2 separate regions of the Homo sapiens genome follow, and region 2 is linked to region 1. A link is an interaction called in ENCODE POLR2A ChIA-PET data of the cell type or tissue named here. Cell type or tissue: B cell. All regions are shown on one strand. Links, peaks and the distances in the headings refer to the core of each region. The heading gives the core; the rest is flanking DNA. Region 1 overlaps MARCHF1 (membrane associated ring-CH-type finger 1). Region 2 overlaps MARCHF1 (membrane associated ring-CH-type finger 1).

The links. ChIA-PET counts read pairs that join two places held together with the same protein. Peaks named below come from ENCODE experiments on the same cell type or tissue, not always from the same donor. Only the 100,000 strongest peaks of a DNase experiment are listed, where the experiment ranks them.
Region 2: POLR2A ChIA-PET joins it to region 1 with 13 read pairs; 3 of 35 experiments call an interaction of 5 or more read pairs at or near these places.

What each region holds. Positions count from the first base shown.
Region 1 is chr4:163,606,242-163,615,287 of GRCh38, reverse strand. MARCHF1 (membrane associated ring-CH-type finger 1) reads left to right here. Exons shown (of 10, transcript NM_001394959.1): 6 at 1,895-1,974; 7 at 2,250-3,017. Among named protein-coding and RNA genes, the nearest start is that of TMA16, 120 kb to the right of the region's middle. RefSeq lists an enhancer at 3,451-3,500. In B cell, for the core only: a CTCF peak has its summit at 4,073; DNase peaks (open chromatin) are centred at 1,697, 3,917, 4,397, 8,222 and 1 weaker place; H3K4me3 peaks cover 7,920 bases; H3K27ac peaks cover 8,000 bases.
Region 2 is chr4:163,553,848-163,562,893 of GRCh38, reverse strand. All of the region lies in intron 8 of MARCHF1 (membrane associated ring-CH-type finger 1), which reads left to right. Among named protein-coding and RNA genes, the nearest start is that of TMA16, 64 kb to the right of the region's middle. In B cell, for the core only: CTCF peaks have their summits at 6,365, 6,568, 7,624 and 7,829 (motif pointing left); DNase peaks (open chromatin) are centred at 3,299, 4,093, 6,523 and 7,823; H3K4me3 peaks cover 1,597 bases; H3K27ac peaks cover 7,438 bases.

The sequences.
Region 1 (9,046 bases), core at 798-8,797:
GCTTTTAAAATAATTCCTATTTGCCTTTTAAGATTAGCTGGATCGTTACCTCCTTATTAATTTCCTATAACTACTATCATAGGGATCACCCCACCTCCTGGGACCTAACCTGCTGCAACATGGCACCATTTTGAGAGCAGAGCCACCACCAGAATACATCACGTCCTGGGATCCAGTAGTCTCTGCATCTGCATTTCCCTGGGGCTTTGTCGTCTTATAGTTCTAGAGGTCAGAAGCCAAATAGAGATCCCACTGGGCTAAAATCAACATGTTAATAGGGCTGAATTCCTTCTGGAAACTCTAGAACTCATTTTCTAGCCTTTTTAAGCTTCCCCATGCCACCTTCCTCAGGGTTTCCCTTTTTTCACCTTGAAAGCCATCAGTGTAGTATCTTCCTCCTTTCTTACCTCTATTCATATTCTTCATCTTCTCTCTCTGACTAACTCTACTGCCTCCCTCTCATAAGGATCCTAATGGTTACATTGGGTTTACCAGTATAATTTGCATAAATCTCCTCAACTCAAGATGGTTAACTTAATCACATCTGCAAAGTCCCTTTTACCATAAAAGGTAAAATATTCACTATCCAAAGATTAGGATGTTGAGATATTTGGGGGGACCATTATTTAGCCTACTATACCTTCTCTTCAAATATGACCTGATCTCTTGAGTTAGAATTTGTTCCTTTTTCTCTGGATTTCAGAATCATGATTACATAGTTCCAATATGAGAATTTTTAGAATGACTTCGAAATTTGGGGTAATCTTTTTACCTTTACTGTTATTTTCTTGGTGACGAAATTGTGCATTTCATCTCTGCAGTCAAACAGGCCTGAATCTGGACCCAGATCTCCACCCATAGTGGAGCCAGATACCTGGTCCAGATCTCAGCGTTACCACCTATCAGTGAGAAGCAGCCCCAATTTTTCAGTTTCCTCAGCTGTAACATGTATGTAATTATAGTATTTACTACAAAGATTTATTGTGAGCATTAATGAATATATGGAAATGGCTTAGAACACTGATAAGCACATATTATTCACTCAAAACTGTTAGTTATTATTACTTTCCACTTGTGAGATTATTGTAGAATTAAAGAGACAGTAAATAAAGCTACAGCACAATGCCTGGAACATAGAAAATTATCCCTACATTCTAGTTTTTTATTTATCATCATAACCTATATTAAATACAACAGGTTAAAGTCAAATAGAGTGAAGAAAATACTGTTTCAAAGGTAGGACTTTAGTGAAATGCACTCAACTTTATGCTAATAATCTGATGTTTCAGGCTTTCTTATTTTCAGACTTAGTATGGTTATAGGGTTAAAAGATATGAAAGGCCAATAGTGTTGCAAGGGATATATTTTATTAGTTTCATTAATGAAATTTTAATAGCAATAAATTCAGGCTTTTAAATATTACAAAGTATTTTCAAATATCTCATGGGGCCTTGATGTTAGCTTCAGGAAGTATCTAGCAACCTAATGGCTGTTTGATTAGACTTCTCAGACTATTATTATCCTTGTCACATAATAGTGCTTTAGTCCATGTATCATAGGATCTTCAAGTATTATTCATTTGTTTCCAAAGCAAATTGAGCTATTCCACTCAAATGATTACAGTAAATAGAATAGAAACTTGTGGAATCATCTTCCTCTCTCGTAAATGAAGTAACAGCAAAATAGCGCAGCATCTCAGCTGTTCCAGGTTCCTCAAATAAGTTTTACTTTTGCAAAACCAACCTCAAACTTCCTATATTCTCTGTTCTGCATTATAAGCAACATGACCAGCAGCCACGTTTGTTGTAATTTTTTAAATATGTGGAAAAAAAGCAAGATATCAACCATGTATTACCTTAACCAAGATGCCAAATTATCTAACTTGTTTCTCCAGGCAAGCAGCCCAACAACAGGGACAGCTCCCAGGAGCCAGTCAAGGTTGTCTGTCTGTCCATCCACTCAGGACATCTGCAGGTAAGTGCTGAACAAATTATCTTAATCTATATTCTTTGGATCAATATTCGTATTCTTGTTGTTTGTTCTGAGAATGTGTGTCTCTTGCTTCTGCTTTACATGGTCCATAGAAAATTTATACTGGCTATTTTTTTTCATTTAGTTCATTTTCTTCAGTTGATCTTTATTTATCTACTTCTGGTCCATGCTGTCATTTTCATCATTCTCTCTCTCTGTTTTTCCATGGCTTTCCTCTCCATTCCCATTTCCCATCCTTTGCCTGCTGCTCTGTCTAGATCTGCCATCTTGCATGACATGTCAGAAGAGTCATTTGAGTATTGCACCCCTGTCATGGTGCTGAGCCCTGCTAGGAAGGAGTCTGGTAAGAAATCAGTAATACAAAGACCTAGGAGGAGGAGAAAAGCCTCTGAGAGATATGAGCATGCTGCAGAAGAACAAATAAGAGGGAGAAAAAATGACTTTCACCTTCAAATCTCAAGCCCCAGGTGGAGGGAGCTTTACACAGATTCTTCAGATTCATCTTCCACAGATGAGAGTCATTGGATTCAGGCAAAAAGAAGAGCCCAGGTTAAATTCAGACTGTCAAGAAGAAGGAGGAGAAATAATAATAAGCCGTGTGAAAACTTAGCTGGGTCTTCCACTCCTAACGGAATTGAGCTCGTTGATCTGGGATCCAAAGGTAAAGAGCAACAAGAGCTGATTGAATGTGAGAGTTGCTCTTTAAATCTCCACAGAGGAAAACATACAAGGTACCAAGAATGCAACCCTTCTCTGACTCAAGGGTCCTCTGAAATTAAGAGATCCTCAAGGAATCATGAGAAGAGCAAAGGCAGATATCACCACAGAGATCCTCAGCTCTTGCAAAGTCTTAGGAAAAATGAAATAATGAAGAAGACATTTTCAGAAACAGATTCCAGCACTGAAATACTGGGAGTTCCAGAAGGCAGCAAGGACATGAATGATGCAGGGCTCCAGGTGAATAACCCTGTTCAGAAGCCTCCTGCCACCTATGACGATGGGTCTGATAATTTAGAAGTATGCAGGTCAGTCACTGTAGAGAAAGGCTTGATGTCATCCATATATAGTTCTTTTTGCAGTGAGTTAGGTGCGTGTTTGACACCTACCCTCAAAACTTAACATTTATTTACATTGTTCTTTTTCTGATTGGATATAAAAGGAGAAAAGGTGGGTATGAAAAGAATAATGCAGATGTAAACATGGGTGTGAAAGCTGTTACCAAGTACAATTAGATATCCCCTTCCTTTAAACTGAATAATGATTTATCCTGGTAAAGGGGCTGACTCAGCTGAGTCTTGCACTCATTCTAGTTATGACAGTAATAGTGGGGGAATTAAGAGTGAGACTGTGTGAAATGTTAGACTTTTCAATGCAAATTTGCTGGCATCCTGACAGAAAGATATTCAAGGCTTGAGTTCTTTAAGGTCAGATTTTTGTATCAGAAAATAACATTCTCTGCAGTTGGCTTTAATTTGTTCTCCAATTGTTTGACTCAGCAGGGTAATTGAAGACTCAAAGGACACAGAAACAGGTCAGGGACGTATCAGTGGGGTTGCAAGAGCCTGTAGGGAAGGGGGCCACATTAACTTTACTGATAAACATATACCGAAAGGTTTCAACATGTGGATATTTTCTAGCTATGTGGCAGCGTTCTTGCTCTTTTTAACTCAACAGCATATATTTTCAAAATAACCTTACATAAAAAGAATTATAGGAATATCCAAGCTAGTGTGCATAAATGAGACAATTTCAAACAAAAAAATATATTTGTACATTTTCATATTATACCTAATCATTTAAGCTGTTTAGATTCTGTATGAGAGCAAATGAAGATTTTCACTGCGCAATACTTGTTATGTTTTGCTTTGCTTTTATAAAAGCAGAAGTTACTTCATAAAATATGTATGCATGTTCGTGTGAATTACGTGACCCAGAGAAGGCTGCTCATGTCCATTGAGGGCAGCAGTGAGAAGAATTAAACTCTACATGTGAATAATATAAGAATGGTTTGTTTATCTGAAAGTTTTATAGGATAGTCATTCATAAAATCCTCATTCATATATGTATTCAAGCATCTATTATGCATTAAGCTTTATTCTAGACATTGAAAATAATATAGTGAGTAAGATTTGTATAGTTTCTAACATCTTACAGCTTATAATTTAATATGGAACAGAGACCCAAAACAAATTAATTTACAGCTGATATATAATTATAATTATGATAAGAACTATGAAAGCACATGGCAAGGAAGCTTCACCTATTGTGGGAGATGAGACAAAAACTCTCTAAGTAAGTGACAAGCAGGCTAAGGCTCAAAGGATGACAGGAATTGATCAGGAAAGAAGCAGGGAAGACCATCTAGGCAGAGGCTGCCACTAGCAGGAAACAAGAGGAGGGACGGAGCTTGGCAATTCAGGGAACGTAAAGCTTGCCATTGCAGCTAGGTTGTGGTGAATAGGGGGATGGGTGGTAGAGAGAAGGATGGAGAAGTGGAGAGGGCTCGACTGTACAGGGCCATGTGAAACATGCTAAAGGACTTAAAAGGGATTTACAAAGAAACTGTCACCGTGTAATTTACCTATAAATGTAAATTTCTTATAATCTTTTAATTATGATCTATATGTATGTTTGCTGAAAAGTTAGGGGATGGACTAAACCACTCTTTCTAGTCTGAATGGAGAATTTCCCACTTGCAACCATCTGTTGTCATTCCCTAAATCTAGCTTCCAACATAATCTAATGAAAGACAGTCAAAGAAGCTAGTTGTAGGCTAAATGGTAATTGGAGAGAAAAATAATGCTTGCAATTAAAGTCGTAGTGACTGGTTCTCCTTACTTAAAAACCCTACTCTGGAGAAACATTTTCAAAGACAGGATATTTAATTTAGACTTCTATTAATGAAAGTGAGATAGATGAGCCAATAGGTATTATTTCCTGCTAGAGATTACCATCAAAATATACCAACTAAGCAAATGCTACAGGCAGCATGTTATACTCGATGCTGAGGATAAAAAGTAGCAAAAGACCTGATTCTTCCCTTAAGTGGCTTATGATCTAAGTGGCAGAGATTGAACACATACTCGAAAAAAAGCATATAAGATAGTACAGGAAGAATGTAAGAAAAGGAATACTGCAGGATTTGAAGAAAGATTTGCTGAGATCTGGGATGATCTAGAAAACCCCTAAAGAAGAAGAGGTACTGGGGCTGAGAAAAATAGAATTTACGTTAGAACTCAAGGCGGGGGAAATGCCATTAGCACAACAGGGATGGGACACTGGCACTTGCATTTATGAATTTTACATGAACTTATATGACTAGGTTGGAAAGTTTGCATACATTGATAAAAAATAACTCTTTAAAATAAGACATTTTGAAGAAAACTTACATATTCAGAGTTGTTTATGCTGTAAATCCATGTTTTCAAACTCCCTCAATGGATCTCTTGAGTTCCAAAGAGGCTGCCTCTAAAGTTGAGGCAGGTCAAGGGGATTGTGCTTCCCTCAGCCCATTTTCAGCCAGAATACCTTCATGATTATGTCTCTTACATAGTGGGGTTCTACATAATATTCCTTTAAGAATAAAAAAGGTTCCAGGGCAAAAAAATATATATATATGTGTGTGTATATAAATATATACGTGTATTATATATATACGTATATATATATATACACACACACACACACAGAAAGACCTTTTCTAAATAAAATAGGCTTAATGAAGTCACATACACAGTGTAGTCACCAGTGTCTCTGATAAAGGAACCTAGATTTAGGAGATGGAACTATCCTGTGGGTTGAGTAGAGTACTAGGACAATAATGGATAAGGAAAGGGAAGAACAAATGGCAAATTAGCCTTCCACCAAGTGAATGAGGACAATCTCAGAGTTTGGATTTGGTGAGAGCCTAAGACAGAGGAGTCAAGAATGACTCCAAATCTTGGAACTTGGGACAACAGTAAATGTTGATGTTAATGAACAGAGGCAGAAGACAGAGGCAAGTTGATTTAGGAAAGACATAGTGAGTTCAATTACAGGCAAGCTATTTGTGGTTACAATGACATTCCAGGGTCAGCTGTCCAGCAGACAATATGAGACATATTATTGAACTGCAGAAGAGCAGTCACAGTTGGGCGTGTATAGTTTTTCAATAATTAGTGAACTATACATAGCCTGACACTAAACAACGGCATGTGTGCATTTTTTAACACAATGTATTAGCACAAGGTACTAAAGATATTAAACACTGAAAATCTATTCAAGGTCAGGAAGGACATAGAGATTTTGGAATTATTCTCAAGGAGGTAGCAGTGATGCCTGGAAAGTGAATTAAATCACTACAAAAGATCTTGTGTAGGAGAAAAGATATATATGATCTCTAGAAATGGATACAGCCTGAGAACCAGGGTCTTCTATGTAGGCAAAACAATGACCCCTGAGAGAAGCAGCAATTGCCTGTGAACTTGCCCTCTCAGACATGCATAGAAGGAGCAGTCTCAGCCACAACCACAAAAAAGAAAGAAGCTCCTAAGCCTTCTTCCTTTTCTGTTCCTGGCTTCTGGTCCCCACATGCACACTCTATTCTGTTTGCCTCCTTCATCACAGCCTTTTTCAGAGAAAGTATCTCTACCAGCCTATTATACCTTAGAGGGAATTTAACTCATCATACTATTATACCCACAGTTATTTCCACAGTGCAGTGGAAAAGTATTTGCTTTTTTGAAAAAGGAATTGCATTTAATTAAAAGGCAAACAAACATGAATCAGATCATGTTAGCCCATGATTGAAACTTTTTCATGGCCTGTAAATCGCCCTCACTGGAAGGTGCAAAATCTTTAATATTTACAAGTCCCTGTTGATCGCTCTATCAGATCTGCCTCTCTAGCTCCACCACCCATCATTAACTATGACCTTTTCATGCTGGTCTGTTTCCAATTCCCTGAAAGTGTTCAGACCTACCCCTTTCAAGACCTAGAATGGCTTTACCTTACCTCCTTGGATCTTCTCCAGACGACTTCCTATTCTTTCTCAGTTTAAATGCCATTTCTTTAGGAACAGCTTCCTAACCTCCTAACCAACACTCAGGTCCCCTGGCAGTCACTTCCATAGCATAACTTTTAATTGCTAAAATATAGGCATTATTATGATTAACTGTGTCAAATTTGTTCACTGCAAAATCCAAAGTACCTGGAACAATGCCTGGCAGATAGAACATTCTCAACACATAGTTTTTGAATGATAGCTTTAGTGAAAATGTACTTTTCTAAGGGAATAATTCTTAGGATGCAAAATCATAGCACTGTATGTTGGACTGCCTCACCTGCTGTAGAGCCAACATGGAAAGAATACTCTACACCAGCAGTTCTAAAACTTTAGTGAGCATCAGTGACAACTGGAGGGCTTGTTAAAATGCAGATTCCTGGACCCACCCTTAGAGTTTCTGATGCCCTTGCTCTGGGGTTAGGCTCATTAACTTGTATTTTTAAAATGTTCCCAGGTGATTCTGAAGCTTCTGATGCAGGAATCACATTTTGAGAAACACTATTCTATGCTACAAATCGTTCCCATGCTTTAGATAGGAAGAGAAAGGAGAGAAAAGAATCTAAAGAATGTATTTGAAAAGCCAAATGTCTATAGTTTTTTATCATATTCCCTTGAATGCTGACACAAAGCATGACTAGGTTACATTCCTGTACTTCACATTGTTAGACCAATATAGCATGGGTTGTGTCACCAAAACCATAGACTGGCAAAGTCCCACCTCTACCAGGAACTCAAATGTCATGGTTTGGTTATTGCTTCCCTTCAAATCCACTTCCTCATTTCAACTACTTCCATTTCTATCAGTGAGTCCACTAATTTCCTGGATTTTCCATTTTTGATCTTATTCCTTCCATATTGGATGTGTCCAGTCTCCAACAAAGTACTGACATTTCTTTCTCCAGATACTAGTTTCTGATCTGTGCTTTTTTTCTCAATCCCAGTGTTCCATTCTAGTCCTTCTCTACACTTTCCATCTCCACCACATCCACTTTTTAGCCCACTACCTGTTTTGTTAAGTACTTTTCTAATGGGATAAAATCAACAGAAATCAATTCAAATGAGCTTAAACAAGAAAGGGGTATGTTAACCACACGAACAGTAAAACAAAGTATACAGATGGCTTCAGGAACTCCAGAAACAATGTGGTTCTCTCACTCTCTCTCTCCTTCTCTGTGAGGAGTCATTTCCTCCAACTGCAGACAAACTTCCTATATATAGAAGAGGGAAGAGATAGTCTGGCCAGAGGTAGCTTCGGGCTTACATTTTAGCAGCAGCAGCCTAACAGAAAAGAGAAATGTTCTTTTCAAGCACTTATACATGAAATCCCAGGGAAGGCATATAATTAGCCTGCCCTAGGTCACATACCCATCTTTGAGTCAATCACTGTCACCAGGATCATAGGGTATTGTGGTTGGACTAAGTCCTTGAATGGGAAGACTGGATTTAAAATGTAGCCATCGGCAACCCCTCCAAATCTTATGAATTGGGAAAAGGAAATTTCAACAGCAAAAAGAACTGCAGTAGTACCAGAAGAAGTGAAACAAGAATTCTGAGCAAGAAAAATAAATGAAACAATACAGTAATGCTCAACTACACCACCACCAAATGTAGTTCTTCCCCTCTTAAATGTCTCACTCCTCGTCTCCAAATGCTCATATTTAGGCATGCTTCAATATGCACTTCATTTTTATCCTCCTTTATAAAGGAGGATAAAAGGTTTTCTAAGCTAGTCTGGTCCACAGTTATCTTTTCTCTCTTGGAAATCTCATAATTCTTCTAGTCAGTATCATATATTCTCTACTTTCATGTGTGTTAGCTCTCTTTTCCCTACAGAATAAGTTCCTTGAACATAGGAGTCCTGCCTTACATCTGTTTTGTGCCCTCCACAATACTCAGAACAATTCAGGCAGTGCTCAAACAGACCTTTTGGGACAGCTTCCGAATCAGTGCATGCTAAGAGAGTAGACTTGCAGAAAACATGGAGACAATAATGGGAATTCGGTGTTACAG
Region 2 (9,046 bases), core at 631-8,630, 52 kb after region 1:
AAGATGAAGGATGCGCTGGAGAAAGTGGTTCATGATACTCAGCTTTCTGACCTGAGTGATGGGGTGAACAGTTTAATTATTAACTGGGAAGAACATAGAAATGTGTAAATCTGGGGAAATAACATAAAAAGTCCCATCAGGACACATGGGTTTGGGATGACTGTGAGCCAACCAGATGAGTGGTAAATCTGAGAAAGGTTGAGTCTGGACTGACAGAAGTGTGAGAAAAGAAGTCATCAGGATGTCTCTAGAAGCCTCAGGCTCAGAGGAGTCAGGAAGAGAGCAATGAGAAAGATTGGGAGAGTGTGATGAGACTGGGGGTGAAGGTGAAGGCCTGGGAACTGAGGGGCAGGGGCAAGTAGAGAAGAGGAGCAAAAGAGAATGAGAAGCAGCAGCCATCAGAGAGGTGCAAAGGACCAATAGAGACTAACACTCTTGAATCAAAATATAAAAAACACGGGAATAGTCAATAGTATCAGGTGCTGCAGACAGGACTGAGAGTAAATATACATTTAGGATGTCATTGGTAATTTTGGCAAGAGTAGTTACAGTGGAGTGTTGGGTTTTGTTTTGTTTTGTTTTGTTTTGTTTTGTTTTTGAGACAGAGTCTGGCTCTGACGCCAGGCTGGAGTGCAGTGGCGCGATCTCTGCTCACTGCAACCTCCACCTCCTGGGTTCCAGCGATTCTCCTGCCCCAGCCTCTGGAGTAGCTGGGATTACAAGCATGGGCCACCACGCCTGGCTAATTTTTGTATTTTTAGTAGAGACGGGGTTTCACCATGTTGGCCAGGCTAGTCTCAAACTCCTGACCTCAGGTGATCTGCCCACCTCGGCCTCCCAAAGTGCTGGAATTACAGGCGTGAGCCACCACTCCTGGCCTGGAGTGTTGTTTTTGATAGCTACATTTCAGAGGGTTGAAGAGTCAAGAAAAGATGAGAAAGGGTTGACATTTGGAGAAAGGTACAATATTCTTTCCAAAATGTTGCCTGTGAAGAAGTAAGCAAGTCAGTAGCTATAGGTGGAGCACAGAACCAAAAGATAGATGTTTTTACTGGAAGATAAACATAAAAGAGTTCTGAAACATCAGTACGATGAGCAAACAATGGAAAACATATAATAGGAAACAGAAAAAAAATTCACAAAATAATACAAATAGTAACTACACAAACAATTATATCCATCCAGGTTCCCAGCATGGATGTGGTTTTATCTTCTTCCTCCATCCTTTTTCACATTTCTTATAAATGTGAAAAAAATGAAAATTTAAACAATAGCTGATACCAATTTTATCCTCTTAAATTGGCATTCAAAACGTGCTAATAGTGAAATAATTTGGTATAATTTTCCTGGAGGGCAATTTGGCTATATATTTGTGTGATAGATGTATTGGCTATATATTTGTGTGATAGATGTATTTCAGAAATCTTGACTATGTATCCAACCTCTCCCTTAAATTTCATTTCTAAGAATTTATCTTAATGAAATAATCACAGATGTGCACAATATTTTGCTACTTAAATTTTGGGCACAGAACTAGCTATAAGAGAGAATACAAAATGTAAAACCTAAAACAATTATACTTTTAGAAGAAGGCATAGAAAAAATTTGTATGACTTTGAGATGGGCAAAAATATCTAGATATGACTGACATCCAAGCAAACAAAAGTTTCTAATTGTAATATAGATAATATAGATTTTAGTTGACCTATATGATATCATGTATGTAGCCATCAAAAATGAAATACATGTACATGATATATTGTTACATTTTAAAGCAGTTATCATTGAAGCATGTTAGTATAATTTTGTTTTTTTATTTAGAAAGAAAACTGTTATTTGACATTTCATTGAAGGTTCTAGCCAGTGCAATAAAGCAAGAAAAACAAATAAAAGCATCTCGATTGGAAAAGATTCAAAAAAGTGGATTTTATGCACAAATGACATGATTATCTATGTAGAAAATATGATGGAATCTACCAAAAAGCTACTAAGACTAAGAAGTGAATTTAGCAAGATTGCAGGATGTAAGCTCAATATATAAAAACCAAATGTATTTCTGTACACTAAAAGCAAACTATTGTAAATTGAAATCTTTAAAAATATTATTTGCAATAGCATTTAAATTATTAGATACTTAGGGATAAATATGACAAAAAATACACAAGACCTGTACCTTGAAATCTACAAAACATTGTTGAGAGAAATTAAAGACCTAAACGAATGTAGATGTCTATTATTGTCATGGGTTGGAAGACTCAATATTGTGAAGAGGTCAAACTCTTCCCCCAAACTAACCTACAGATTCACTACCATACCAATAAAATTCACAGCATGAATTTTTAAAATAAATTGCCAAAATAATTTTAAACTTCAAGTGGAATGCAAAAGAACTAGAATAGCCAAGTTAACTTTGAAAAATGACAAAATTGAAGGAATAATACCTGATTTAAAGACATATTATACAGCTACCAAAGTCAAGGCAGGGTAGTATAGTTGTTAAGACTGACAAGTAAATTGATGGGCCATAATAGACAATCCAGCAATAGAGCCACACATATACAGTCAACTGATTTTCGATAAAGCAATTCAGCAGGGAAAGGAAGATGTTTTTAATAAATGTAAAAAAATTATCTATATCTCACACCATATACAAAAATCAACTCAAAATGTATCCTATAAATATAAAACCTAGAACAGAAACACTTCTACAAGAAAACGAAGGAGAAAACCTTTATGACTTTGGGTGAGGTAAAGACATTTGGATGTAACACCAAAAGCAAGAAACAAAAGAACAAATTGATGTATTAAATTATGTCAAAATTAAAAACATCTGCTTTTCAAAAGTTACTTTTAAGATAAATTGACAAGCCATATATTGGAAAATAATATTTTCATATCAAATGTCTGATAAAGAACTTATATTCCACATAAATAAAGAAATCTGAGAACTCGACAATTAGAGAACACTGTATAACAAAGAAAAATGGGCAAGAAATTTTAAGACATGCCACTAGATTTCCGAGGCTGACACTCTTCCTATATGTACAAATGTCCTGAGGCATTGTAGAAGGCATTGTCCACACTGGTTATTCAGATAAACACTGAGAGAGAAACTGTGGCAAGGAAGGGGACACTCCTCTGCTTGGCAGCCAAAGACTGAAGTGACAGATGGAGATAAATTAAAGTCCTCTTGGGCCCCACTGATGTGAGGAATAATAGACATAGGACACAAGTGCAGATAATCGGAGGTTCTAAAATAAAGGACCATCTTTGAGAGGTGACTCAAATCCAGTGGTGGCTCCTGTCATTTAAACTATGTTTCTCAAAGTGGTTCTGTGTTAGATCTCTTCTCCGAGTTCTTACTAAGCAATGGGACCACAGTCTGCAGCTTCTCATTGTCATCATCCAGGTTCCCAACATGGATGTGGTTTTTTCTTCTTCCTCCATCCTTTGACTTCTTCTTAGTTCGAAAGGAACCTTCCTTTCTACTTTCCAAATCGCCAACCACTCCCTATATTTCTGCATTGCATTCTGCTAGTGCCCCAAAGAAATGAAAATATACAAAAACTAAAGTTGCATTTTAAAATGGTTTGAATATTTACATTCCAATACATTTGTGTGTATACTTGAAGACTAAAAGAGGACATACATTGCAAATGAGATTATGAATAATTTTATTTCCGTTTTAGTTTTCTATGTTTTATACATTTTCTACAATGAACATGCAATTAATAAAAAATAAGCTATTGTATAAAAGTTGAAAGAGACATAGAAATAGGTTTTAATGCTGAAGGGAAGGGGGCTATAGGGCTAGAAAGAAATTAAATGTAAATGAAAAAATATAATCAAAGGATCAAGGGTCATGGAGAATGATGAATTTGGACTGTACGGGAACATTTTGTCCTCATAAATAAGAGGAGAGGAAGTGAAAAGGGTGTGATGCAGTTATAAATGTATCTATTCTGAGGACAGGAAGTTAAGGGAGTTTATCTGTGAGAGGATCAATGTTCTCTGAAGTAGAAGTCATATTTAATAAGACCCACTGTAAGACAGCAGTTCTTTTTATTCTCTGGATTGTGGGGGCCACAAGCTGCTCACCCTCTCTCTAGGGCACGCTCCACGCAGCTGCAAGAACAGGCTTTCTGAAACCCTGGCAACGCAAAAGCCTGTTTACCTTACTCCTTAGAGATCTGCTTAAACATAGCCCACATTTCAAAACCATGCCTGGCCTGAGCCAATCCACACCCCTCATGTGCTCTCTGCAAGTGCCTGCAGCTCATCGTCCTGTTTCTGCAGACTCTCTCTATACGGGCTGTCCCTCAGCTGTTGATGTAAACCTGAGTTCAAAGATCAGTTACTTCCTAGATTTTTGTCCCTAAATCCAGTCACTTCAGCAATGACCAAGTTGAGTAGCAGAAGACCCATCCTGAAGCCAGAGAACCTTCTATCTTCTCCGAAGCATCTCCTCCACTTGCTCAAGCATCTCCTCAGAACAACAGAAAAACTCTTCCTACTGCCTCACTCAGAAGAGGTCAGCTTACATTTGTGTCCCTTGTAATCATGCTTTCTACCCCAAATAGTCATAAAGAGATTCCTTTTGAACGAATTCCATGAAGGAAATCTGGGAAGAACACTTTCTACTTCTCCCTGCACATTGAACCGTTCACGCCTGTTCCACACCCCATGTTTCCCCGCTCCGGATGATAATCGGGGGTCCTCATCATCTGGTCCTGCCCACTCTTCCCCCCTCACCTGTGCCCTTCCACCTCATGCTCAGACACTCAGTCATCTCAGTTTCTTCAGACAAATCTCTATTCCATGCAACTCCATGTATTTTCACAGAACCCAAATTTTTCTTTTTTCCCCCTCTTTGTCATGGTCAGCTCAAGTATCAGAAGACTTTTATGTTCTTCAATAGAAAGGAGATGTTTAAATGGGAATATTAAACCTTCCTGCTCCATTTTCAGTGTGGACGCTGAACCTTACCTCCTTGCTTTCTGTAAGAACAAATTACTGGAATAATATTAGATTGGTTTAACATTTAATTTCTATCCCCTGGCTGTGATCCAATAATGCTAGAGAAATGGACAACTGAATCTTCAGTGAAAAAGTATTCAACATGAAGATTTATAAATAATAATCATAATAGTAAATAAGTGGGAATGAAGGATATAGGCAAAAGAAAAGCAAGGCTAACCCATTTTTATTAGGTTTCCAAAGAGAGAGGAAAGAAAAACGACAGGCTATTAAAGAACTTTTAAATGAGTTCCTTTCATGTTCAGTTCTCACTCTTGAGCTTTAGGAAGAAAAATGGGAACTGTTCTAGAATGTGAAAAATTATCACCTATGTCTCAAAAAATTTCACATAGAAAGCATAAAGGCCTCAGGAATCATTACAAAAAAACACACCCCTTGGCATGGGCTCCCAAAGACCCAGACAAATTATTCTGGTATCCTTGGAACTGAATGAGATTCTTAGTCCCCCTGAAGCTTTCTTTGGTTCAAACCAACTGCTGTCTAATTAGAGGAAAACAGTATTTGGAGATGATAGGATAGGACAGCTTATACAGCAAAATAATTAAACAAAGTTGAATATTGCCATGTAAACACAAATGAGCATTTTACACTTTCTCCCATCACCCAGTAGGATGAGAATCAACATTTGGGATTTCATCCTAAATGCTGTAAATGAGGAAATTTGGCCAGTTGTGGTTGCAAAGTCATTTTTTGATTTCCAAACATACCGAGTCCCTGAACCACAAGTTTCATTTCCCGCCTGTGGAGATTATGTATACCTCCAACCCTTCCCTGCTATCGCTATTAAATCAATTCAAGGGAGAGCAGTTTAAAGCAAGGACTTTAACTTGGAAAATGTCTCCGATTTCTTTGAGAATCCATTGAAAATCATGGACCTTTCCCCAGAAAAAAATAAATGCACACAATATTTTGTATACAATTTAAGAAATTTCTATACCCCAAAAGAATCTTCTCTTTAAAAAAAAAAAAAAATCTTCAGTTTTAGGACAAAATTCTTAAGAAACGCTGAGTCAGTATGGTGCCAAAAACAAATTCAAATGTAATATATTGAGCCAATTAATCATGCTTGATATCAAAGTACTGATAAAATGGATTTTTAGATATAGTAACTAAAACACTATTTTTTAAAGTATTATTATATCCAAAACTGGAACCAATACTTCAAGTTTCACAGGCTCTCATTTAAACTGGAGTAGAATATATGTACAAATATATATTCTGTTTTATTTATATATAAATCGTATATATATGATTTATTTCAAGTGTATATGTGGCTAAGAGACTCTCGAGAGTAAAAAAAAAAATCAACTCAATTACATTAAATACAATGTTCAGATGTGACACTGCTATTAAAGAGTGCAAATAGGATGTAAGAATTTTTTTGACCCATGAGAATAAGCATCAACAATGGATTGTCAGTAGATGAGCTTACTGTGGGTAGATACAAATAGACGGTTCCAAAAAGATTCTCTTTTTATTTGCTGCCACCCAAAGGAATATTCTAGAAAGACATTTCTAAACATACACAACAGAATTGAGAAAGGGATAGAAGCACTTATGAAATCAAAACCTATTATCTCTTATTGATGGAAAATTACACAGTTCCCTATTTTAACAACTACACAAAATTCCACAATTGGGACCCTAATATAAGCTTCATCAAAGCAGAAATCTTGGCTGTCTTCTTCCCTAGCATCCTACAACAATGTCCGATACATTGTGATGCTTTAATAATTAGCTCCTGAACGAAAAAAAATCTAATAATGTCATCTAATAATGACTGGGTAAGTCAACTCAGTGCTCTGGGCCTCAGTTTCTTCAACTAGAAAATGATGGGGTAAAATTGGGTATTTTTAAAAGCTTTTCTCTTTTAATCTTCCCAGTGTCTGTGCTTCTGCTTAGTACACGAGCACTGTCTCCTAAACGGCAAGGCTATGATCACTTAGGCACAGAGAGTGACCACAGACCTGTGCAGATTCCACGTGTGCCATAGCTGTTCACTGAAGAGGTAAGAGGCGAAGAGCCCACAACAGAAATGGGCTTCCAGGGAAAACATCATCAATGGCAGTGTCATCCAAGAGTCCGCTCGGCAAGGGTTTCAACCTCTGGGGAAGAGAGACTATGCCACTGTGAAATGTAACCCAATTATTCCTTTTGTTTTCTTTATGAAGCCACAATCCATAATTAAGTATCCTCATGGACACAGCTCAGTAGATTTTCTGCTGGTTCAACATGCCTGAAGCAGTAATATACTGACTTCTCTTTCAGAATGTGTGATAAAATATCTTTCACCATAACCTCCGAGAGAAAACAGACAACCAAGTATTGATTCAATATTTTTAAAGGAACTTTGTTTAAATGCATCTATTAATTAAACTTTCAAGTAATTTGTGTTCTTACATGGTGATATTAATCAACTCAGATTTAGGTGAGTTTTTTGGGGGGATATGGAAGGAGGTGAAAGTATATTCACTCTGTGAAAAACCGTCAGATATTACAATGCCACTCTAAAATATGTCCCTGAACTTTTCCTTCCTTAGGGAAGTAATTGTCAAAGTTCAGCATATATAAAAATCTCTCGGAGTGCCTGCCAGGAATGCAGATTCCTAGGCCACACCCCCAGATATAAATCTGGAACAAAGCTTAGGAATTTGCAATTTTAACTTTTATCCCAACAGTTCCACTGCAAATGTGCCTAAATCCCACATATTATATCTACCCTCAGGACAGATATACAAACATTTTTCCATTTCTCTTTTTTCCATTCATATCATCATTATGCGTGATATCATTACTCCCTCTAGTGGATGATTTTACTCAGCACCTTTTTTTCTATATTACAAATATCTTGCTTAAAACTTTTAGGAAATCCCATCTGTCATGAAAATCTTGAAAGAAACCAGTGAGAGATCAAGACAAGGTTTATAAGAAAAATTATTTTGGTAATCTAACATTGGGCTCATATATATTTACATATGCATGTAATAAGTAATGTGCATATATTTTGTAGAGAAATTCTTAATCATCATTTAGTTGACTGAACATAAAATGGCTTATCTGTTTTATAAAAATAATTTGGTAGCTTTGAATTTACTGGTCACACTATTTTTAGAATATTTATGCCTGGTTTACTTCCCTGTTTACTATGTGCTAACTAGATTATCTCATATAATTCCAGCAAACTCTATACAAGAGACACTGTTGTCATCCTGATTTTACCAATGAGAAAACTGAGGCATTAGGAGGTTAGGTTACTTGACCCAAGCCAGACAGGGGTCTCTGACCCAAGTCTCCCTAACCCAGGAGTCTGAGTTCTTAGTTGCTTCGCTCCAAGCCTCTCTGACCATGTGGCTTCTAGCCTGTTCGACCTAACTACCACATTGTACTCCTCTCCCTCCACACCACCCCAGGCCTCCTGCTCCTACCCCAGCTCTCTCTGCTCTCCATTGTTCTTTCCAACACCTTCTATGTTCCCTTGGCCTCTGACTCTACTAATACCTTTGCATTTGGACAATTTCTCATCTGGCAGTTGTTAACACCTCTCTCATGCATCCAGCAGCACCACTGAGTCACAATTCTTAGTGGCGTATTCCTCACATTGTAAACTAACGTGACAAGCATATCAGTACAATATATATCTCTTACTATTACTTTAAATAAATGCACCTTTTTCTAAAGCCTTAAAAATGATATTTCAACCATGCTTGGATTTATAAGTTGCATTTTCCCTGCTATCACACCTCTATTTTTTACTCAACTGGTGTGTCTCAAGTACTAGTCTAAATACTGCAAAGCAATGTGAGCCCTTCTTGGTAAAATACTGTATCAGCTAACCCCAAAAATGTTTTTGAAAAGTAAAAGAGTCTTCATGTATAGAAATCCAAGTGAATTAGCTTTTGAGGAAAAGAGCCATTTTTTTCATGTATCCATTCTTGGGTAGCTTCTTGGATTTTGCAGTCACTAAGTTTGTTAGAATAGCATCCCTGGGGCAGAGACAGCGGGACCTTTC